3 separate regions of the Mus musculus genome follow, and regions 1 and 2 are each linked to region 3. The links are chromatin loops, found by intact Hi-C in ENCODE. Cell type or tissue: heart. All regions are shown on one strand.

Region 1 (8,000 bases), 120 kb after region 3:
ATAAATTCAATGGCCTATCACTTAGGCAGGAAGCAGGAGGTGGGACATCCTATAGGCAGAAAGGATTTTGGGAGAGTGTCAAGCAAGGGAGATTTCCCTGGGAAAATATGACGGATATAGATGCATGGTGCTTTAGCACAGATAACCAGCCACATGATAGAATGCAGCTTAGAATAAGTGGATTATTTTAAGTCATGATCTAGTCAAAGAAGAACCTAGCTATGTGGTCAAGATATTTGTAAATATATCTTGAGTCTGAGTCTTATTTCTGGAAGCATGGGGCTAGGAGGAAGAATCAGAACAAACTTCTACAAACAGCCCTCCTGACTGCAAGTAGGAGCAACAGTGGGTACCCAAGAGAAGGTGGAGAATTCCTCAGCCTGTTGGAAGAAACTGGTGGTTTTTGAAAATAAAACTGGGACTTCATTCTCTGGGCTACTAGCTTGTCATCAGCTATTTCTCTATTTATGACAATATGGATCTAACTTGCATGAGTCATGCCTGCTATGAAATGTGTCACTGGGAAAACACACTGAGTGTGTGATAAGTACTTGCTCTCTTTCTTCCCACTATCTGTGAGCAAGGGTTTCCCCTTCCATATGCTATGAAAAGCAGCCGTGTCTTCACACACACCAAAGGCTGTAAAGGTGAACCCAAACCACGGAGATGGTAGAAGATGACTACACGGTCCAGAACCATATGTGAGTGCCCATGGAGCTGACTTAGAAGCAAGGACCTGTGTCTATAAGTTGCCTGAGTTGTACAATTCACACCCTGAAACCTGTGAGCTAGAGTGAGAGTCTGAGCCTTTTAATTTGTTCCACTTGAGAAGCCATAGAAGCCATGGGGGCTGGAGGTGGGAAGAGAGGATGCGTAGGAACTAGAAGGCACCATGGAGATGTAGATAACTTGTTGCCTCACTGTTGCTAGTGACTGAACTGGTCCCCATCACTGAAGCATGATTTTGGCAAGCCTAGCATCCTCCTCTGTCCATGTCATATAGAAAGAGTTATCTGAGCTGAAATTTACCTCTCTGCATCTTCTACCCGGTTTTTCTTCTGTTTGCAGAAGATACAGCAGAAGTATAGACTGATGTCATTTAATGTCCATCACAACCTGTACCATATAAATGGATAAACAAAGAAAGACAGCAGCATTTGGTCCTTGCTGTGGTTGTGCAATGACTCTTGCGGCATCAATGCCTCGGAAAAGCAGCAGTGCAGGACAGCAGACAACAGGTTTCCTCTTCTATGCAAATCCACGAGAGACAGTCTTTGGGAGGGAGCTGCCTTATAGATTCATGGTGTCCTAACTAAGCAGCTAGTACCAGAGAAGTAGCATTCACAAAAATGTCACCTTTGCCATTCCTTATGGGAGGTCAGACTAAACTCCTAGGGCCTCAGTTAAATTTGTCTTTGAATTGGTTATTAAAACAAATTTGTGATGAGAACCAGAAGTTAATGTCAGACAGGTTCGTCCAATGGCTGCTTGTCTGACTGTGAGCAAGCACCTTGGGTCATAGAGTGCCTTTACCTGCTGCCCGTCTCTCTGCCCATGCGCATGGCACTTACTTATCTCATTCTACTTACTCATTGTCTTTCTCTTCCTACCAGAGACATCAGCTGCGGAAGGGCATGATTTCTGTCATCCCTGAATCCAGTGCCTAGAAACGTGGCTGACACAGAGGAATCCCAGTAGATGTTTGTCAGACCAACTGACTATGCACACAGACCTTGGAAAAGCACCTGAGGGCAAGTGAGTGTTCAACAGCACTAGGATGACTGGCATTACGGTGCTTCCAAGACCTTGGCTGCCTGTGGGAGTAGCTCCGCTACTCTCAGCCAATGCCCCTTTAAGGCCGCAGAGTCCCCCAGCCTCCAAAGCCTGCTTATACCATTTTCTGTTCTATCACCTTGCACACTGCCTACATTAAGCTTTTTGGCAACTAAGAACAACCCTATGCATATAATTTAGTCTCAGAAGGAAGTGTTGAGACAGGGAAGGACCGGATGTAGACTACATGTATGTGTGTAGAGGCATGTAGACTCTGAACTCGACACCAGTGACCTTGCTTTTGGTGGTGACAGAAAGTTATTACCCACTGTGTCAGGAATTCTGTGAAGTTATCTCTACACTCTTGGCCTTGCTTTGGGTGGGGTTTCACTATGTGTATTATACGGCACACGCCAAGCCAGCCAGTGTTGACTGTTGCTACCTACAATAAGGTACTGCCATACATATACGGTGCTGATTTTGTTATGAAAGTCAGATGAATAAACAAACTGTAAGATGATCACCCAGTTTTTGCCCAACCTTACAATAGATATAAAATATTGGCACAAGAGTAAAAACTTCTTATATATGCATATATATATATATAGTCTGTAGTGTCAATTGAGATATAGAACCTTAGGAATTGCAAAATCTCACACACCCGAGAAATCACTTCTTTCTGAGATGACTTGAGTTCTAATATAACTAGTGGCTGTGCTTATCATGAAATGTCACAAACTGAGCACAGGAGATCCTGTTACCCCACAAGAAACAGACGGACAGCACCTATGTTTGACATCATGCATGGCAGTTCTGTCAAGCCCTCGGCTGGAGAGGAGGTTCATCTGAACACACATACACTCATGTATATGCACACATCAGAATGTGTGACAAGCACTGAAGTGCAGCATAGTGTTAAGGAATCAATCTTTTCCTTGGATCAGCGAGACTGACATGTTTTGGACAAGCTAGGAGAACCTCCAGCTGAACTAGCACAGTCCTTCTATTTCCAATGACGCTCCAGCTATGTAAATACATCATCCAAAGTCGCGGTAGTCAGAAAGCAGGAAGGAACAGAGCTCCCATTAGCAGTTCCCACCGTCCACGAAGGGACCAGAACTGTGATGGAGCACTGACATTCATTTCACGTTGAATTAAACACGGCACTGGCGTGCGTCTCAGGAGACGATATTAAGTTCCGTGTTTGGGTAATACCAGGAATTCTACAGGCAGGGGCAGAATTATATTTGGTTGGCTAGAAGCCAACCATACTTTGCACTTGTCCTAGAAGTAGGTGGTCAAAAACTCAGTTCTTGTCATCAGACCCACTAGCCACAGTTGCTTAAGTGATCAGGGGAAGGGGGGGTCTCAAACTCTTCTGTGGTACTCATTTTGAAGATAAAATCGACACAGAGACATCTGGACACGAAGGGGACTTAATGTGTACTGAGAGAGGTTCAGTTAGAACTGAGCTTGGGAAAAGCAGGTTCAGGCAGACATCACAACACAGGGACAGAGCAGCATTGGGTTTCCCACACAGCATCATCAGAGACTGAAGACATACACTGTCACACACACGAACCATTTTCCTCTTCCAGAAAAGAAAGTCTTAGAAATCAAGGCAGGGAGGAGGTATGTTCCCGGCTCTCTCTGCTCTCTTTAAAACACATGCTGTAAATTTTCTAGGCTTCACAGTGTGCGTTTCAAAAGATACCTTCACGTTCGGTGGAGGGAAGAGCCGGACTCTTGGTGCATCTGGCTTTCCTGTAATGGTATATAATGCCCCTGTCTAATAAATCTAACCACATTTTTCTTAAGAAAAAAAAAGTGTCTGCATTCTGTTAATTTATAAAAAGCAGGGTGCTGTCAGATCGAATTTCATGAAAATGATCTATAAACCAGACTGTCAAAAGTGAAGGGCACTCAGGCAGAGTTACAGGCAGGGAATACGTGCAAACCACCGGAGAGGGTTCCTGTGAACGCTACGAAACAGCAGCCCGCAACAGGGCTCACGTTACCTTGATTTGCAAGTTACTGTGCGGTCACAGGAAATCCCGAAATGTTTTCCACATTTTCTTTTATACATTTTATGTCAAATTTCCTGCAATTGAAATCATAAACCCTCCTACCGCTGGACCCTCTTCTGAAGGAAAGGGGATCTTTTGACACTCCCCCACAAACACCTAATAACTCAATTCCTCCCAGCGTAACAAGAAACTGAAAGACAGAATTGAAAACTGGAGGATGATAAGGCCGAGATGTCACGTGCCTCAATTCCTTCAAAAAACGAGAGTCAAACTGATGTCATTAAAACAGCTTGAAAAGTGCACTTACTCTAGTGACAGCTGACTGCTTTTTGGAATGAGCGACAACAGACGGAATGACAGCTTGTCCCAAAGAAGGAGCCGAAGCATTTCTCTCAGTCTCTTAGCCTACATGCACTTGTGCATTTATGGGTCAATGTTTTAAAATGGCATCTTCTAGACGGGGATCCGTGACAAGATTCAGGTTCCCCACAACCATATTTTACCGTTCCAGTTATGTTTATGAAAGGATAAGTCAGATTTAAGTTAGATGTTGAAGTTAAAATACTGGTCAGAGACTTATCTCTCCCGCTTGTGGCGTTCGAGGGTGGTCGAGCTCTCGCCGAAGAGAGACCCACAGAACGGGAAGTCACGCCGAGTAGGGCGCAGACTGGCTAATAGACACCCATTTCTAAGGCACACATTACCTCTCCGGACATGTCAGGGGCCATGGGCACGGCAGGCCACAGAGATGAGTAGATCCCGAAGAACACCACCCAGAGCGCGATGCTGCCCCAGATGGCGATGTGGCTGAACTGCGGGGAAGGAGATCTGGGTCAAGACACTGCCAACCAGCCGAGCACACAGCCATAACTGAAACATTCAGACTCTCTCCTGATCTGTATTACCTTCATAAAAAGACAACCTCCCGGAAACGTGCTATAATTGTATAGTTGTATAATTGTTCGTATAATTGTACATTCTTTGTAATCTCCACCACTGTCCTCTGCTCCAACTTTTACCTTTATCTGTGTTCCGTATGTTCTCTCTCAAAGAGGTCAGATACACGAGAGAACATTGTGTGTAGGTCCAGGGGTGTTAAATATAAACTCCTCGTTCCAACCCCCCTCCCCCCACCTTGAACGTCAAACTCCAATTTTGTTTTCTTCATCGGGTCTCTCTTCCTGGAAGTGGGCAGGCCGCAAAACCAACCTGCTGGAAGAGGAACTTGTTTGATTCAGACTACGCTTTTGCGTCCAAGGGCAGATCTCTCACTAATTTAATTGTTCTTCAGAATTATTTCCTGATAGGTGTCTATGGGACACCAGTCCCATGATACCCCTAAGCGAAGGCACCTATGCCTGAATGCCTCCGTCATTTTGAGGTGGTGACAGTGTACAGTGCTGAGCCAAAGGCTGGAGGGGCCCCAGTGATAAACTCATGGAACTCTGTGTTTCCCACCCTGAATCCCTAGTTCTCCCTCCTTGCCCGTTGCTTCACAGTCAGAACTTTAGGTTCTGCGATTGGAGATGTTCTTACCCATGTCCAATAGGAGGTTTCCAGTCCAGCTTTCAAGCACACAGTTATCACTACAAACTAAAAACAGAAGAAAAAATATTACTTTGTCTCATACATATTGTTTTATAGTAGTCTATCAAGTGAAATAGAGACTCCCATGGAAGACTCAGGTTGGAGTCAAACCAGCTATGTGCTCAACGGACTCATGGATCGGGTGAATGGCTCTCACAAGGGCACGGCAACAGCTGCCATTTACATGGCTCCCCCGCCTCTGCTCACATTCACAGCCTCAGAGTCTATTTGGGAGGCTACCCAGGGTGCTGCTATCTGCATTCTGGACAGTTCACAAGTAGCCATAGCATGTGCTTATGTTAATTCGGGGTTTCTTGCTCCTTTTAACTGAATGTTTTAAACTGAATGCGTTTTTCACTAAAAGCTTACTTCCTGGATTTTAAAGGTCAGTTATACAAGTAAAACAACCAGACATTTAGGAATCTAAGCCTCAGCTCTGGAACTTTAGGTACACACAATTCTGCAAACAGAGGATATGACAGTCAGCCACTTCTAGAAACACACACCAACTACAGTGGGAGATATATTGGTGTCCCGGCTAGTAAACGTCGACTTGACACAAGCTGAAGTCATCTGAGGGGGAGGAACTTCTTCAACTGACAAAATGTCTCCATTAAATCAGTCTGTAGGACATTCTCTTAATAAGTGATTGCTGCGGAAATGCCCAGCCCTTTGTAGGTGGGGCCACCCCTGGGCTGATGGTCTGAGTTCTATAAGAAAGCAGGTTGAGCAAGACATGATAAGCAAGCCAGTAATCAGCACCCCTCCATGGCCTCTGCATCATCAGCTTCTGCCTCCAGCTTCCTGCTCCAGCTCTGACTTCCTTCACTGATGGACAACGATGTAGGATGTAGGTGAAATAACCCTTTTCTTTCCCCACGTTGCTTTTGGCCGAGGTGTTTCAGCACAGCAACAGAAACCCTGACCAAGACAAGGAGTAATTCTGAAAGCTACCTTGACTGCTGTGTCTCCCCTATGGATGTCTTAATGGTTAGACAGAGGACTGAGAAGCACCTAGGAGTCTAGTAAACCACTCTGGGGTTGTCTGCGAGGGCATTTCCAGAATGCACTGCCTAAAGGAAAACTCACTGTTAGTACATGAAGCCTGTTAGTACATGAATCCTCTCTCTGACTGCTTCATGGCTGCCATTGTGTCACTGTCTTCTTACCACCATGACCCGCTGATCTAGTTTTCTATGGTGGGCATCTCAAAGCCCTGGCATCTCCAGTAATCCTGGGGTTTCCACTCTAATTGACACCATACTTTCACCAAGGGCCTCTCTCGGTGCTAAGCCTCAGTTTCTCTCCAGGGCCCCTTTAGTCCTGGGGTCTCCACTTCACTGAGGCTGCATCTTCAACAATGCCTTCTGGTGGCCTGTCTTCAGGGAGACTCTAGTCCTCTCTCCCAGTACCCAGCCTCAGCCACTCTCTGTGACCCATTCATGCCTTCAAAACCAGGAACATATGGGAGAGAGCCTTCATGCTATCTGCTGAGTTCTATAGCCAGTTGATGTGCAGCACTGGCCCCGCACTGTGTACTGACCCCAAAGAAATACTTCTCAGAAGATTTCACCCCAGTGATGCTGGTCTCTTATTAATGATTGCTGCAGAATCGCAGCCCCAGCTAGCCAGCCTCAGTTGTCCCACTGTCCTAGCTGGGCAGTCGCTTCAGTGCTGCTGGTTTCTTGTTAGTCACAGCTGATTCTTCAGCTCCAGCTGACCAGAAACGGCAGGTTTTACATTCAAATTTTTATACTAATGACTCTGGGAGTCTTTGAGGGACCCCAAAAGTTCCCTCTGAAACTTCACGAGCCAGGCCTCATCATCTGTGCTTTTTTGTCTTCCAAGCTTTCACAGAATAGCCCATTAATCATTGAGCATTCAGTGTCTTTTCCACCTGGATCTCTACAATAACCTCCACCCCTAACTCCCAACATTGAACATGGTAAGGTTTCTTACAACAAGGTCCCACTTCTGGTACCAATTTCCATTCTAGTTTGCTTTCTCTTGCTGTGGTATACACCATGACGGGAAGCAACCCGGGAGGAAAGGGTCATCTTACAGGCTATAGTATCAAGGACTAAAGTCAGGGCAGGAACTCCCAAGGTCAGAAGAGAGTGTGAAACCCTCCTTCTGGAGTTATAGATGGTTATGCACTAATACGTGGGTGCTCAGAACCAAACCCAGGACCTCAGGAGCAGCCAGTGCTTTTAACCACCGAGCCATTTCCCCAGCCCCAGATCACTGTAAAGTTAGTTAGCTTGAGCCTCTAGAGAAATCACTGGGTGTACACCCAAAAATAAAGGCTGAGAATCAAAGTAACAGAAATCTTATAAAGTCAGTGAATACCAATCATAGTTAGAAAGAACAGGTGTGGTGGTGCCCATGTGACTGGTAATTGTTCTTGCCTGGAGGTGGAGTCAAAAGGGCTCTGAATTAAAGGCCATCCTGGGCTACACAGTGAGGTCGTACCTCAAAACAAAAATGAAAATAAAAAACTTAAATATGTTGTGGTCAATCTCCAACCCCAATAAGTCCGTGCAAAGAACACACAACTCAGTTATAAAATTTATAAGCTGCACACCTATATTGGGCAGATCTACCACTACACTG
Region 2 (8,000 bases), 75 kb after region 3:
GCATCACCACTTCACCCACAAGCTCCTTCGACACGCAGGCTCTGCCTCTGTACGTGCTCAGAACCCAAATCTGTTTCCACAAGGTCCCCAGGTACTCACTCACTCACTCACACTCTGCTTCGAGGGCATTGTGTGTAATCCCTTCTCTTTATGAATGACAAGGCCGAGGCTGCCAGATATTCTGGGCAGGTGGAAGAACATGTTTAATCAATCATGAGAAATTGACTGTCCAATAAACACCTCCTTGGGGACCAGTCTCCGGGGTCTGAGAGAATACCTTCTATTTCTTGGGACCTTTATATACTTTAGTGGTAAGTAGGAGATCCTGCAACTCTCAAAAAAATAAAAAAGTATCTTTCAATTAACTCGGGGTTACAATGGCCTGGGATAAGATTTACAGTGAGTGACCCAAGAAAAGAATTTCATTAGGTCACCAGGAAAGGAGTTAAAGGAAGTGATAACAAAACACTCCAGACAAGGGCTTGAGTTAAGAAACTATTGGTTGTTGTTTTGCTAAAAAACTTTTGTTATTCTTGAGTCATGATTTTAGGGAATGATGATTTAAAAACAAAAACAAAAAGAAGGCTCTGGATAATCTACAGCCTGGGATTTAAAGGGTTTAGCAAACACATCACAATGCCAAAAAGTTCCGAGATGGCATAGATCTTCCCACCTCCACAGCTAACTTGTTTTTTACAACTTTGTTTTCCCGGGTCAATGCAAGTAGTTTATGAGAGCTTCCTGAATCAAAGCTTGATTTTTTTTTTTTCTGTAGAACATTTTTTTAAAATTAGGTATTTTCTTCATTTACATTTCCAATGCTAATCCAAAAGTCCCTCCCCCCACTTCCCTACCCACCCACTCCCACTTCTTGGCCCTGGCGTTCCCCTGTACTGAGGCATATAAAGTTTGCAATGCCAAGGGGCCTCTTTTCAATGATGGGGTGTCCCTGTGGAGTTTCTTTCTCTTTCTTTAGCATATTTTGTTTCTCAGCCCTTTCTATGTTAAGCTCTCTTCTCTCTCTGTCTCTGTCTCTGTCTCTGTCTCTGTCTCTGTCTCTGTCTCTGTCTGTCTCTGTCTCTCTGTCTCTCTCTCTCTCCACTTACTATATATCCAAAGGAATATACGAGAGAGAGAGAGAGAAGCAAACAACAAAGTTTGATAAAGGAGGCTACAGTACCGATCTATGATTTATGGGACTAACCCTAACCCTAACCCTAATATAGTAGAACTCAAGGGCCTGCATTTTATCAATAGTGACGTCAGAGAAAGTGTGCAGTTTTTTTTTTTTTCTTTTTTTAACCAAATGGACCAAGTAGGTTTTACTGGGATGCTTGTATCTGAGGAACATAAGGAAAAGTCTAAAACCTAAAAGAGATTGTAATACAAAAGGCTCTGTACTAAAGAACATTTTTTAAAAAGATATTTTCTTTATATACATTTCAAATGCTATGCCAAAAGTTTCCTATACCCTCCCTCCGCCCTGCTCCCCTACCCACCCACTCCCTCTTCTTGGCCCTGGCTTTCCCCTGTACTGGGGCATATAAAGTTTACAATACCAATGGGCCTCTCTTCCCAGTGATGGCCGACTAGGACATCTTCTGCTACATATGCAGCTAGAGACAAGAGCTCCAGGGTACTGGTTAGTTCATATTGTTGTTCCACCTATAGGGTTGCAGACCCCTAAACAAAGAATTCTCACCTGAAGAATATCGAATGGCTTAGAAGCACCTGAAAAAATGTTCAGCATCCTTAATCATCAGGGAAATGCAAATCAAAACAACCTTGAGATTCCACCTGACACCAGTCAGAATGGCTAAGATCAAAAATTCAGGCGACAGCAGATGCTGGTGAGGATTGTGGAGAAAGAGGAACACTCCTCCATTGTTGGTGGGATTGCAATCTTGTGCAACCACTCTGGAAGTCAGTCTGGAGGTTCCTCAGAAAGTTGAACATAGTACTACTGGAGGATCCCGCAATATCTCTCCTGGGCATATACCCAGAAGATGCTCCAACTGGTAAGAAGAACACATGCTCCACTATGTTCATAGCAGCCTTATTTATAATAGCTAGAAGCTGGTTTATTTTTTTTTTATTTCTGCATAAAACAGAGTTGTGATTCTGCCATCCACCGTCCCTTTACTCAGCTGAAATTATCAGCCTGCTGCCATCTCATCTTCTCTGGGTTTTTCCTTTTTTCTTCTCCCTCTCCTTCCCCCCTGAACTCCCCCCCCCCACCTTTCTAGTGTTTAATAAAGAAAAACCCTAGACATCATACCATGTAGCTCATTTCCGATAGAAATTTCCTGAAGACCACAAGAGAGAATAGGCTGGGAAAGTGATTTCTTAAGATTGTGTTATTCACAAAAATAGGGGCTTTTTGTTACTGAGACAGGGAGAAATGTAACATGTCTAAAACATGTACATGATACTGTGGGTGTGGAGTTTTGGTCACCTTTCTCCAGGGCACTCTCCCAAAGGCTTTGGGGAGGGAGTCTCTGGAGACTTATAAATCTTTACTAGGAAAATAAAAACAAAATCTTTGAAATCGCAGATATTTGTAAGCCCACAAAGAGGCAAATATCTTTCTGAGAGCATTGTTTATGACTTTAAAGGCTATCAATGTGTAAAGTTTGAGGGAATCTTTCAGCACAAGCACCCCTCACCTATCCGTCCCTCTCCTAACCTGAGGGGCTGCTTATTGTAACCTGAAATCAGTCTGGATCCAGGACGCAAGAGAGAAAAGCACAATGCACGGTTGTTTTAGTGTTTGCAACTTCTCAGATTTATGGAGTATCAACTTATTTAGAAGTTTGGTTATTTTCCATTAGCAAATATCATCCAACTAAATTTGAGCAGAGCACCCTCTGAATAAGTCAAATAGACAAGGGCTCTAAATGAGGAAATTAATTATAGCCAGTGTCCCAGGGAAAAGAACCCCTCTGTGGCACAGAGAAATGTAATTAATGGGAGGGAAGTGCCAACAAATCACTCCTTAAAATATTAACGCTATCAAAGAACAGCTGGAGAAGGAGGAAACTTGACCCTTGGGGGACTGATGGAGGGGCCGTGGCTGCTGTACAGTTTCACACAGTTGTGATGTAATGAAATTCCTCAAATCGTAACTTAAAAAAAAAAAGATATTAAGTAGTGTGGCTCTGGAAAAGTTATTAAGCGTTAGTGTGTCTTCGAGTTTGATTATTTTATTATGATCCTTGTAGCTCATATTTGCTGTGGTTTTAAATCTTTTTCTCTTTATTTTCCTGAAAACAAAACCAACCTCCCTGCTGCCCCTAAAAAACTGGTTTGGTTTTTTGTTGTTTTTTGTTTGTTTGTTTGTTTGTTTTAAGCAGCCTGAAAGCCCGGTGACAGCATTTTTTTTCCTATATAAATAAAAATCCATTAACCACGAAATTTCTACTCCACATGCTTCAATTAAATTCTTAGTTAAGGAAATTTGTTTGCCTAAATGTAATTTGGCTTTACTTAACAGTTTGATAACTTATTATTGCCCCCCAAACATTTATTGTGGAGCAATGCAGTTATAATTTTACACAGTCCTACTCAGTAGTGGCGTGTTGGGTATTTATTTTTATATTTAAATAACAATCTCAATATTTAAGACCTGAAGCTAGGAGTGGTTCTTTACCCGGGATGGAATTTAATTTAGATACTTAAAAATAAACCGTTTTATTCAGCACCGAAGTTTTTCTAGAAGCCTCTGGGACCGTGGGCAAGCTGCGGGTGTAATAAATACTTCTGACCGCGTATACTTGTGTTGGCGGTGCTCTGACAAGTTCTTCCATTTGTTTCAGGAGACTTGCTAATATCTAAATCGGTGACAGGGTGTTCAAAGCGTTTGACAAACCGTGTGGCTGAGACGAACGTCCTCACACGTACCGAACCAATAAACCCCGGAGAGGAAACACAGGTTGCAATAAAAATAAAGTCTTGAGGTTAGCACCGGTTTCACGTAACTCTGGCTTCACAAGGCTCTCCCTCGGCTAGAGGAGCCATGCCCTGCAAACAGCCCACAGGGGACACATCATTTAAATAAATGTGTTTCTTTGCCCGAACAGAAGTTCAGATAGGCTCGATTATCATTAATTCTGCTCTTTTATTTCCTTTGCGGGCGCGGAACACCGAAATCCTGGCCTTTGAAGTGAGGCTGGCGGGGCTGACCCGGGTCCTCCCCGGCGCCGGCTCAGCGGTGCGGGAAGGAGGCGCCTGAGCGTGAACTCGTGGAAGCTGGAAAGGAGGGGTGAAGGGGTGGGAGTGAGGTGCAAATGTTGGTGACCCTAAAAATCAGGTTATCGGAATCGAACGAATCCTCAGAATCGGCGGCCCAGGGACAAACTGAGTCTGTGCACAAGCCGACAGAACAGTTAGGGGACTTCAGACGCCACGCTCGTTTTTTAAAAGAAACCCGTGGAACTCAAGCGCGGCGCAAGTCCCCTCGTGAGCTGGCAGGCGTGGACGGAAGCGGGACCGTAGTCTTCCTCATCCTTCTGCAGGTTTTCCCCTGGCTATGTGACAGCTAGGTGGCAGGCTCGGCCTGGTCCCCTCGGGGTCACCGCCAAGGCCCGGGGTAGCGCCGTGGGTGGGGGCGGAGGGGAGACGCGCGTGAACCTGCGGGCGTGCGGACCGCATCGCGGTGCACCCGCTGTGATTAGCTCGCGCGGCGACCCCGGAGGGCGGACTTTCCTCACCCTCGAGTCTCCTCCTCCCTCTGCCTTTTTAAGGGACGCCCTCCAGGCAGAGCTGTCAGCCACCCCAGGCCCTCTGCACTTGGCCGCGACTGGGCTGTCTCCCGCCTGCGTGACAGTCAGGGGCGGGAGCGGAATTAGCCGTTGGTCCCCGAGACCTGCACGTGGAGAGCCAAGCTCAGTTCCCGGCTCTGCCGGGTACCGGGCGACAGCCCACGATTGGGACATTGCCCGGCCCTGGAGTTGGTCGTTCAGGGCTCGACGGCCCGCAAGAATAGCGGCCTGGCCCCGGGTGCTCCTAGCGCGATGAGCCTGGCTAAAGGCGGCCGCTGCTTCAGTCGCAGCCTACGCGGTGGCCTCCCGCGATCCCTGGTCCCCTCACCCTCGCGCACCATGCTGTCCTCCGGCCAGCGGAGCCCGCAGAGCAGCCCACGCCTCCTGCCCAGCCGCTGCTAACCCACGAGAACGCGTTCTTGACCGGGAGGTCAACCGGCCGCGTGGTGCCTCGGGGAGGCGGAACCTTGGTCCCCCGGAGCTCCGGCTCCGCCCTCGGATTCTCCAGCTGCCACCGGGCGCGGGGCGGCGATGGGGGCGCTGCTGGCGTTCTGTCTGCTCGTGGGCTTGCTACGTTGGGGCCCGGCGGGCGCGCAGCAGCCTGGGGAATACTGCCACGGCTGGGTGGACGCGCAGGGCAACTATCACGAGGGGTTCCAGTGCCCCGAGGACTTCGACACGCAGGACGCCACCATCTGCTGCGGCTCGTGTGCGCTGCGCTACTGCTGCGCGGCAGCCGACGCCAGGTTGGAGCAGGGGGGCTGCACCAACGACCGCGGAGAGCTGGAGCATCCTGGCATCACCGCGCGTAAGTGCGGCATCCCTGGGCGGACATGGCTCGCCCACCCGACACAGGCACGCCTTACTAGCTCGGGCCACAAAGTGGACCACCTCTGGGTCTGGGGATTGAAGAAAAAGAGGGTGATCGTATTTCAGGTCAGGGGTCCTATCGCTTTGCAGTTTGGGTCCCGGCTGCACGTGATGCCCATGGTTCGGCCCTAGGGAAAGTTTGCAAGGGTTCGCAGGAACTGCTGGTCTGGCGGGAACCTGGTGCTTCTAGGGTAGACAGCTGGAGCTAGGTTGGGTTTCCTGGGCGCTCTGGTCAAGTGGGGGAACTCCGGAAGTGCGGGTGCCAGGGAACTCGACTCTGATCACCCCCTTATTTTCTTTTGTCGAGTAGTAGCATTTCGTCACTCTTCCAACTTCCTTACAATTCTCTGCATCCAATTACCCTCTCTAGTCCACCCCCTATTGTCACGCTTTTCAGAAACACCCAAGTCTTTGGAGGTGAGGATTTAAAATTCCGGGTCACAGGGATTTCTCAGGCCCCCTATTCTCACGTCGGAAAACACGGGTCAAATTTCCGCTCACTTGTCCACTTGCTCACTTAAGAGGTGAATAAATCAGGACCCCAGCTGAGGAAATTTACACCTTGAAAAAAAAGTTTTCCACTTGAGTTGGAACATCAGGGAAACCTTTTAAGGCTCAAGGCGAAGGTTTTACTGCCAGGAAACCCGAGAAGTGTGTGGAGCTGAGAGCCTGTGTCTCCCCAGGACTGGGAGGTGGCAGTGTGGGGCCTGCACACTCTGATCCCCAGAAAGACAGGGAGAGAGAAGCAGGTCCTGTCGTCCAAATGATAACTGAGAGGAGGGAGGGGTCAGCATCAAACAGGGTTTTCCTCTGGGGTTTAATTTTGGCGGGGAGGGGAGAGTGTTAAAAAGCCCACTTCTGAGGACCTGGGAAGTAGTTTCTAGACTACATAGCAGAAAGCAGGAACTCAGGGCTATCTTAGCATGTTAGAAAAACCAAACTTCTCTGCTTCTCTAGGCAATGCTAAGCCTGCCTCCTGAGTCGGGAGGGGGGTTGTTCTCCAAAACAGAGACTAGAGGATTGGAGCATTCTCCCCACTTACTGAGTCTGAGATCAGGCCAAACCAGATGGATAGTGCTCTGCCTCCTGCCAGCACTTTAACCTCTGGTGACTTAACTACGCTGGGCCATTTTTCGAATTTAAAACGGGCATATTGCCATCAAAGAGTCAGTTTATTGATGACAGTAGCATACAGCTGTTTGACTCCAGTGCACAGGGAGTGCAGGCCAACTTCACCTGGCCTTCTATACCACTGGTACTCACACAGAGACGGAGACAGGGGGGTGGGGGGTGTAAGGGATGCCGAAGAGCTCACAGTTAGCAGCCCATGGGTAGCTGCTACCTGTCCTACCCTGGCTGAGTCTTTAGAAAATATATGTATTTATATCTGGATAAGAGGGAGTTGCTATCTCTCAAGGCCTCTGTGATAAAAGTTCAACCTGATACAGAAAATCAGGCTCGAGAGCCTTAGTAAACCCACGTGTCCAGTCTGCTGCCCGGAAGCTGGAGCCTGCCTCTCAGTGTGGTTCTTTCACACAGGGGAGAGACCAAGGCAGCTGCCCTGATACCTCTGGAAAAGAAAGCCTTATTTCTATCTGCCTTTTAGAGATGGAAGCAAAGGAGAGTTTGTTTGCTCTGCCTTGGGGATGTGCTCAGAAAGAAGTCTGGGTCACCAGTACTGAGAACTACACACTGTTCTTTCTGTGGGTGGGAATGTAGACACAGAGGTATGATGTCTGGAGTCAGGACTGATGGTTTGTGAGATGGTGGGAGACACAGTAAATTGGGGCTCACTGTGGATTGCTTTCTCCTGCTCTTTCTAGAGCTCTGTAACACCCCGGGGCTTCATTCAACAGGCTTGGTTCTCCTGGCTTAGACAGGAAGCATTTGGACAGGAGATGGATTGTCAGTCTAGGAGATGGGTTAGACCTTTAAGTGTCCCACCATGATCAAACCCCTAAAACCTAGATTTAAATGCACATTCATGGTGATCCCCCAAACTTACCCTCTCCCTTCAGTGCACCAAGAGGACGATATAGGCTTTCTGACCTCCAGATGTTCAATATGATGGCTGATTGCTAACAGAGGCTACAGCACCAGTTTGCTTCCTCCCTGCTAGGAGTAGCAAGAGCATTCCATCACCATGGTTTGTACTTTGGGGGTTGCCAGTCACAGGCAAGCTGACAGCCATGATGAGCCTCTGCCTCCCGTCTCTAAGAGGCCAGAGCAGAGGGTAGGGTTTGAGTGACTTGTACCCAGCATCTGTGTATGTCTGTTTTTGCCTTTTAGAACCTGTCTATGTCCCCTTCCTGATCGTCGGCTCCATCTTCATCGCCTTCATCATTTTGGGCTCTTTAGTGGCTATCTATT
Region 3 (8,000 bases):
CTCTGTAGACCAGGCCCATCTGGAGCTCATAGAGATCCTCCTGCCTCTGCCTCTAGAGCTCTAGGGTCAAAGGCGTGCATGCGCCACTACTGCCGGACAAGTGAGCTGTGATTTTGGAAGTACTATCATGGATTTAAGAAATCAAAATCATGGGCTGGAGAGATGGCTCAGCAGTTAAGAGCACCGACTGCTCTTCCAGAGGTCCTGAGTTCAATTCCCAGCCAACACATGGTGGCTCACAACCATCTGTGATGAGCATCCGATGACCTCTTCTGGTGTGTCTGAAGAGAGCAGTGGTGCACTCATATACATAAAATAATTAAATCTAAAAAAAAAAAGAAAGAAATAAAAATCACATTGTATCCTTTTTTTTTTTATAGTGACTATCAAAGCCAACACAGTTTCTGGCAGACACCTAACACTTAATAAATGGATAGATCCCATGATTTAGCTAACGCACTTCTCATCTAGGGGTCAAGATAAACAATGGATAGGTGGATGAGTTCATGAGCGTCATGCCTTGTTCCTGGGTAAGCTCTCATGGTTTCTGTGCTAGCCCACCTTCCATTGTTACAACAGAGTCCCAGAGTCTGGGTGGTTTATAAAGATTACAAATATATTGTGCTCTGGATCCTCAGAAGGTACACGACTGGCACCAGTATCCACTCAGCCTCTGGTGAAGTTGCCCAAGAGGCTGTGTGAGGAAGAGGAAGCTCAAGGGTTGGCCTTATTGTATAGTAACCTGCTCTCTTGGGACCTGAGTCAGTCCTTTAAGAAGAGCAATAATTCATCCTAAGCAATGAGTGTCCCTAAATGCACCCTGCAACACTGCTGCGATGACATCATTCCAACATGAATGCTGGGGGGGCGATGCCATATTCAAATTTTAACAGTCCCTATGCACTAAGCCTTCTCTTAAATTTCTTTCCCGTCACTGTCCCTTTTACACAGACAGCAAAAGTCTTACCCGAAATCTGCCAGTATCCTGATTCTACAGGCTCTGCCGTCTAGCCAAACAGCCCACCGAAAGCCAGAGGCTTGAAGTGGAGTTCGTCTGTCCTGAGCTCCACTGAGCCTCAGCCACTCACCTTCTTCAATCATTTCTCCCTCTGCCTGATGGAGGTAATGATCCTTATTTATCCAACTCACACAGATGTTGGACAGATTGATTAGTTAATGCTCAAAAATTGCCTTGAAGATGAAAAGTACCGATTAGTATTATTATGTTGTCTAAGAGACATTCCCCCGACTGTGAAAGGCAGCAGTAACCTGGCCACCGACATTTAATTTGAATGCTCTGCCGGTCACAGGTGGAATATTTATTTGCCAATAAGGAAAAGCTTCATTCACCACAGCTCCTTGGATTCCATTCGCCTGTTTTGTTTTTTTTTAAAGATGTGGCCAAATTGCTATGATGGCATGGAAATGGGACGACACGGTTAAGGCTCATGTCTAGGTTGGATGTCAGCCTCTTTTTGTCATCCAAATGACACCCCACGTGCCGCCAACACCAATCCAAACAGTGTGCGGAGTACAGGATGATGGTGATGTGTGTAATTACTGAAGACTTTGAACTTATAACCTTTAATCTTATTCAAAGGTGAATGTGGTTTCTCAAGGACAATTTTAAAAAAATTGTGTATCTGTACAAAGGTGCCACGCCAGAAAGTTCAGTATTGAAAACAAAGGGAAAAAAAAAACAACAACAAAAACCAAGCAAACACTTTGAACTCTCGTTTTTAAGCAGAGCTTGCTGTACGTGACGGAGGGAAGTTTCTTAGAAAAGTCTAAACTGCACATCAATATGGTGGAAAAGTCCTTCCTTTGAAGTAGGTCAGCGTACAGTTGATGCTGAAGTTTGGAATTCCAAGCTTGATTGGTGGCTGGCTTTCTTCAGAAACATGGGCTTTTAGCATGATTTATGCCTCAACTTTTAGAGTGAAATTTATGAACTGCATTAAGTGCTAGAGAAGAAGCATAAAATAAGCAATTTGGGGGTCTGGAGCAGCGGAGTGCTGTGTGCAAATGGGATAAATGGGAATAATGGACTAATAGATGCATCGGAGGAAAACAAATGGGTTTCCTGACATCAAGAAACAGCAGCTTTGGGGGATCCTGTAATTAGCTCCTAATTGGCTGGATGAGACAGTGTTGCTGAAGATGTATGAAGTCAAAGACGAAGTATCATTTTAAAACGAGGCAAGTTTGGTGGGATGAACAAGGCAATGAAGGTGGGTTGGACGTTGCATCTTAGGACTCTGCCCAGCAGATGGCAGGAGTGTTGTTTAAAGCCTTTGCATAGAGGCCACCCTCCTAAAGTCGCCTTTGAGTTATTTGAATGAATGAATCTGGCCAAGCAGGCTCTCCATGGCCCTCTTTCAGAGAAGAGCAATGATTGGTGTGTAGTGAGACTGCCCCGGATAACCCATCAGGTCCCCAAATTTTGTTTCTTTCTCTCTCCCTGTCTATTTCTCAAGTCTCTTTTGGGAGGTATGAGGTTCTTGAGACAATGTCATCTCCCCTGTCCCCCATTCCCGCGTGTTTCCCCTTTCCGGGGGAACAGTGGCCCTGTAGCTCTAAGCTCTATTTCTCCTGCTATCCTGAAGCACTTAACAGACTGAGCAAGGGAAAGAGAAGGTGCCCACTCAAATTTAAAGTTTAACTTTCTTCACAGTCTTAATCAATAGGTGTATTCTTTAGCATATATCTATCCTACATCTAGATGTAGAGTCGAACTAGTTTTGCAACAGTGCCGCCGGCATCTTTCTCTGTCCACACGTCCTGGGGTTCCTGCCATGTCCATGAATTCGTGCACCACTTGACTTCCGGGTCATCACACAGATTCACGGTGTCAGGAAAGACTTGTTACCAGCACTTTAAAGAAGTCTCAGTGGAGCAGAGCCTAGTGACTCTGGGCAGAATTACAGCATCTCAGAGCAGCACATTTGGCCGCAGGGGAGCGCGAAATGAAGGAGTCAGTCGCCAGGGGATGGAAAGGGCGTCCCACTGGGACTAAGTAGATAACACAGTTGAAGATTGATGTAAACGTGAGTTCTTAATGGCCACTCCCAGCTCAGAGGTAAAGTCCAACACCACAGCCTGCCACTCCTGGCCCCATCTAGCCTTGCAGAACTGAGGACATGTTTTCGCCCCCTGGTGGAACAGGGGACTCACTACAGGGATTAAATTACAGGAAATAAAGTTTGTGTGTTTGTGGATGCAGATCTCTTCTGCCAAATTGCATTGAACATGGCTCCTGCCTGGACCCCAGCGGTGCTCACTCTGCCAGGAATATGCAGCATTGTCAGATCTAGATTCCGCGTATAATTTTAAAAAGTCCACCGTTCAGACCCATTTGATTTGATTGTTATGCTTTCCCCTCATTTCCATTCAACTTAATGAGCTTTTTATCTGTACTGTTTTAAGGCAGATCACTAAGAACCTTCCCTTTAAATATTTCAGTATGTTTTAAAAAGGCACTGTTAAGTAAAAATATTTTTAAGTGAAGATGTGGTGGCGTTCAGATAAAGGTTTACCACACACTAAACCACTGAACACTAGAACTCATTTACTCCTTTCATTATTATTTTCCTTTTTGGTGGTGTTGTGCCTTCCTCATGCCAGGCAAGCACAGACAATCGTATCTGTCATACGGATCTGTCTTCCGTTTTGGGTGAAATTGACACCAACTCTTCAGCACCACATTCAGCACCAAACACAAATTCAAATCGTAATTATTTGTGGTGCTGATGATGGACGTCTGAACTAGGTACGAGAGAGGCAAGCAGTATAGCCCTGAGCAGTACTCTCGGCACAAAGGACACTTATATCCGGATTTTCCAGACTGCCCCTCATTGTACAAACGAATGATGTAAAAAAAACATATATATATTTTTTTCTCACCCTTTACTTAAAACACAGGACTTGGGCTGAAGAGATGGCTCAGTGGTTAGGAGCACTGACCCAGGCTCAATTCCCGGCGCCCACATGGCAGTTCACAATTGTCTGTAACTCCTGCTCCAGGGCATCTGACACCCTCATGCATGCAGGAAAACCACCAGTCTCCTCCTCCTCCTCCTCCTCCTCCTCCTCCTCCTCCTCCTCCTCCTTCTTCGGACCCCTGAGGATGGGGAGAGGGGTCTAAATTGCTGTAGCCCTGAGAAGAATAGACTGACCTTTGGCTGTGGTCAGACAACTTCAGGGTAAGGGTAATGAGGCCATATATTCATCTTCCCAGAAAAAAAAAAAATCTTACCCATCTTACCATTATGGACCAGAGGCCTTTTCCTGGCCAACTTCCAAGCATTTTCTCAACGGCTAATGCTCACTAATCCTCAGCCTGACATTATCTTCGTTTTAGCAGCATATCTGGCTTTCGATCTGAATTATAAGCCACATGCAATAAAAGGGAACTGGAAATGATTCAAAGCTTTGCCAGGTATTCTGAGAAGCCCAGCTCATCTGTACGCAGGCGCAATACAGGCAAACTTCCGCTAGAGGGCGGCCTCAGACTGCATGATACCCTGCAGTTCTCCGGAACAAGTGGAGACTGCAGAGGTGCAAACCTCAGCCGACAGAGCAGCATGAATGTGGACGCATGCTCCCCCCCCCCCCCCGCTAGCAAATAATATCTATTTGTTGTTGTTTTGTCCCCCCACTTCCGGATTGGCTTCAATGAAAATCTGGCACATGTGGTAAAGAGAAATATGGAAGATTTCCTTTCGTTTCCTTTGCGAGTGAGCAGTGAACCCTCACTTACCTCTTAGGGAATTTGCAGTGTTGTATTTATAATTATCAAGAGAGGGAGGGAAATTAAAAACTTCGACTGCTTAGCTCTTCCGCAGTTGGTCTGTGGGCCCGAGGGACACTCCAGGAACTCCGTGTTCTGGCTTAGCTCCGTGGAAACCCTCAGGAATGGCCATTTGACCTCTCGCTGGGCCACCGGAGGAAATCAGCTTTGGTTAGATCAGATGAGACATAATTGGCTTTGGACTCGTTAGCGCACACTCCAGGCGAGCATTCCTTGCTGTTTTGAAAGGCCTGTGTTTTACTTGGATCAGCTCAGTGTACAGGGGAGTCAGTCACAGCTTGGGTGGCTGGGTGGATTAGCATTTTGTTTCCCAAGATCTGCTCTGCTTCTGGGTCTCCCCAGTTGACACGGTGCCGGGCTCAACCCCCAACTCCCGGCCTGAGGTCAGAGAGAGGGATATGTCTGTTGGCCTGCAAGGGTGGTTTGTAAAGAATATGGGGTCTGGGTGAGTTGAGAGGTGTTCAGGCCTTAGGTTCTGGAACCATGAATTTGCATTTGCTGGATCGAGAAGAATGCAAAAGTGAATAGATTTCAGCATCGGGAGTGGTGTAACTTTGTCCTCTGCCTCTAAGTCATGGCCCTGCCCAATCACTTTCCAATAATCAGAGTGATCCTTTTAAAACGTACCTCAGCTACAAAGTTTGAAGAGAGCTGGGGGTGGGGTGGGGTATGGAAGAAGCCGGAGAGAGAGAGGAGGGTACGGGAGAAGTTGGCGTGGGAAGAGTAGAGATGGATGCGATCAGTATACGTTGTATTCGTATTCATTCCTGACCTGCTCCTGAAGCATACTGAGTCTTTATATGGTGGCGCCCTGCCTCACGTGTAAGCAAAAAGTTCAGCTTCATACTGTCGGTGGTGGACCTTAGTATCATTTTGGAAGCCATTTATAATAAGGTGGGTTGGGTGTTTACTGCAAGAGAACGCAGTGAGCTTTATTGGGATTTCAAAGAGCAGTTTACTTGGTTTGAGTTCTACACCTAGAGCTTACAAAGGATGCTTCCGAGAGGCTCCGACGATTTTGGTAAAGCAAAGGGCCTTGACCTCTGTCCGTCTGTCTATCTATCATCTATCTATCTATCTATCTATCTATCTATCTATCTATCTATCTATCTATCTATCTAGAATGACTTTATTTTTCTAGAGGTCTCCTGTGTAGGCAAAGTGATTGAATGATAGATCTATCTATCTATCTATCTATCTATCTATCTATCTATCTATCTATCATCTATCTATCTATCTATCTATCTATCTATCTATCTATCTATCTATCTATCATCTACCTATCATCTTTTCTCAACATCTCAATCACTGGTAAAGGAGAATATATAGTAATCTGAAAATCAGTTACGAAGAGAAGCAATGACTGCAGAGACCTGCAGGCGGAGCTACTCAGCAGTCTGACTCCCTAGGAAATTGGTTCTTTGGGGGGTTTTGTTTCTCTTTCTGCAGCTGTTTCTTTTCTCTCCAGGTCCTTCTGCTTTCTGGGCAATGTCCAGTAGCCTTCTCTCACGGTGATTCTGATGTTGCCTGTGACTTCTACTTACTTTGTGGAATCACCATCGGCCACGGTCTGGCTCTGCCCAGTAACGTCGTTGTATTGTATGAATGAAAATGATTAGTTGTTGACCCTCAGTTTAGGTCAGTTGTTGACCTAAAGACCGTTTAGGGATCTGACCCAACAACACCCCAAAAGTGCTTCGGAATAGACGTTTTTCCTCTCAGAAAGGTTGCAGAAGGAAGCAGACAGTGACGTGTTATGGCTTGGACAGTTAAATTGGTGAACATAAGAGATCCGGATTGCCGCCTTTTAGAATGCACGAGCGTATTTGTCTCCTCTTTGCTGCTTGAACAGCGTCTTCCCCAGATTAAGACAGGGACATCTCAGCAGAATTTAGCACTTAAGTTAAAATTTTAAAATAGGAACTTAAGTTCCATAAAGAAACAGGGGCCTCTCAAGGTAGGCTCTGTAGAGAGAAAATGGGGCTTTGTGAATGATAAAGGGCACCTGTCCATTTCAAGAGCAGTGGAGTGTGTTTGAATTTGCGATCTGGACTGAGAATTTGGTTGCAAACCTCAAGGGTAGAGGCTTGGGACGTGCTGAGTGGTCTCCTGTAGTTCCTGGGAGCTGGGGCGGAGGCGAGGCTCGAGAAGAATGAGAGAAGTTGCTGAGCTACAGAGCCGGCTCCCCTCCTAGATGTGGATGGAAGGTGCCGGGAGAGAGACAACGCCCACGCAGGTATGTGGACTCCTGTGTTAGCGTGGCTTATTGCTTCTTTCACGAGGACTACTCGGAAAACTGCCAATCCCTTCAAGAAGGCCCTCGTTTAACACGGAGCTAGTCATGGGCCCAGTCAGGGTACATGGAACGTATCCGAGTTAGTTATCGAGGTGATGGATGGACCTGCGAAGCCAGGATGTGTACAGGGTACCTTCAAGACTCTGAACGCTGGGGTAGAAGAATAAAGAAGACTCTAGGGTCAGAATAAGCCTCCAGCAGTAGGGAGTTACAAGTTACAGTAATCCATTGTATCCGCTATTAAACAGTAAGAACACAGCTCTGGACCAACAGTTCGTAGCCACCATAAGGCCTGGGAACATCCCTTCACTTCTGAGTTGGGGCGGGGACTTTTGGAGAAGAGAAATAGCCCTAGGAACAAAGTGGCTGTTGTTCTGAGCCATTTTGGGATTTCTGTGGCAATACTTCTCCCTACACGTGTTCTCCACAGTGTTCTACTGAGCTCTTCACACTGGAGCGTTGTGTTCTGAGAGCTGCTGGCCTGTCTTTTCCGGCAGCCAGGATAAGGCCAAGAACAATTGCTAGTGCCTGTGTTTCTAGAATGTGACATCAGTCTTACACAAAATATGAGCTTAATAATTAATTTTTAAAATTTGGGTTTAATTTAATAAAAACAGGTAGTAGAGGTGATTGCATGTAGGATTTCTTCACCACAGGTACCTGCTAGCCTGATGTAATCACCATTAATTATTATTATTATTATTATTATTATTATTATTATTATTTTGTTTTTGAAACAGAATTTCTCTGTGTAGCCGTGGCTTTCCTAGAATTCACTCTGTAGACCAGGCTGGCCTTGAACTGGGAGATTTGCCTGCCTCTGTCTGCAAGTGCTGGGGTTAAGGGTGGGTGCCACCCCCCTATTGCTGGCTTAATGGAATCAGCTATAAACTC

What was found. Hi-C counts contacts between places; a loop is a spot of excess contacts. Peaks named below come from ENCODE experiments on the same cell type or tissue, not always from the same donor. Only the 100,000 strongest peaks of a DNase experiment are listed, where the experiment ranks them.
Region 1: a loop joins it to region 3, with 2.1 times the contacts of the local background. A loop is called at or near these places in 2 of 42 quality-filtered maps.
Region 2: it touches region 3 in a loop (4-fold over the local background); 5 of 42 quality-filtered maps call a loop at or near these places.

The regions. Positions count from the first base shown.
Region 1 is chr5:67,643,189-67,651,188 of GRCm38, forward strand. Atp8a1 (ATPase, aminophospholipid transporter (APLT), class I, type 8A, member 1) reads right to left here. Exons shown (of 37, transcript NM_001038999.2): 32 at 5,337-5,393; 33 at 4,505-4,612. Gm15478 (a long non-coding RNA gene) reads left to right here. Exons shown (of 3, transcript XR_003955932.1): 3 at 1,614-3,589. Among named protein-coding and RNA genes, the nearest start is that of Gm15478, 7.3 kb to the left of the region's middle. In heart, a CTCF peak has its summit at 4,613; no DNase peak of the experiment used is centred here.
Region 2 is chr5:67,603,117-67,611,116 of GRCm38, forward strand. It overlaps Shisa3 (shisa family member 3), which reads left to right and starts at 4,767. Exons shown (of 2, transcript NM_001033415.3): 1 at 4,767-5,568; 2 at 7,920-8,000. The coding sequence starts at 5,292. In heart, a CTCF peak has its summit at 4,528; a DNase peak (open chromatin) is centred at 4,995; H3K4me3 peaks cover 2,610 bases; H3K27ac peaks cover 1,467 bases; H3K27me3 peaks cover 5,174 bases.
Region 3 is chr5:67,528,048-67,536,047 of GRCm38, forward strand. No RefSeq gene overlaps it. Among named protein-coding and RNA genes, the nearest start is that of C330024D21Rik, 68 kb to the left of the region's middle. In heart, CTCF peaks have their summits at 2,259 (motif pointing right), 3,145 (motif pointing left), 4,472 (motif pointing right), 6,212 and 1 weaker place; DNase peaks (open chromatin) are centred at 4,544 and 5,014; H3K4me3 peaks cover 677 bases; H3K27ac peaks cover 583 bases.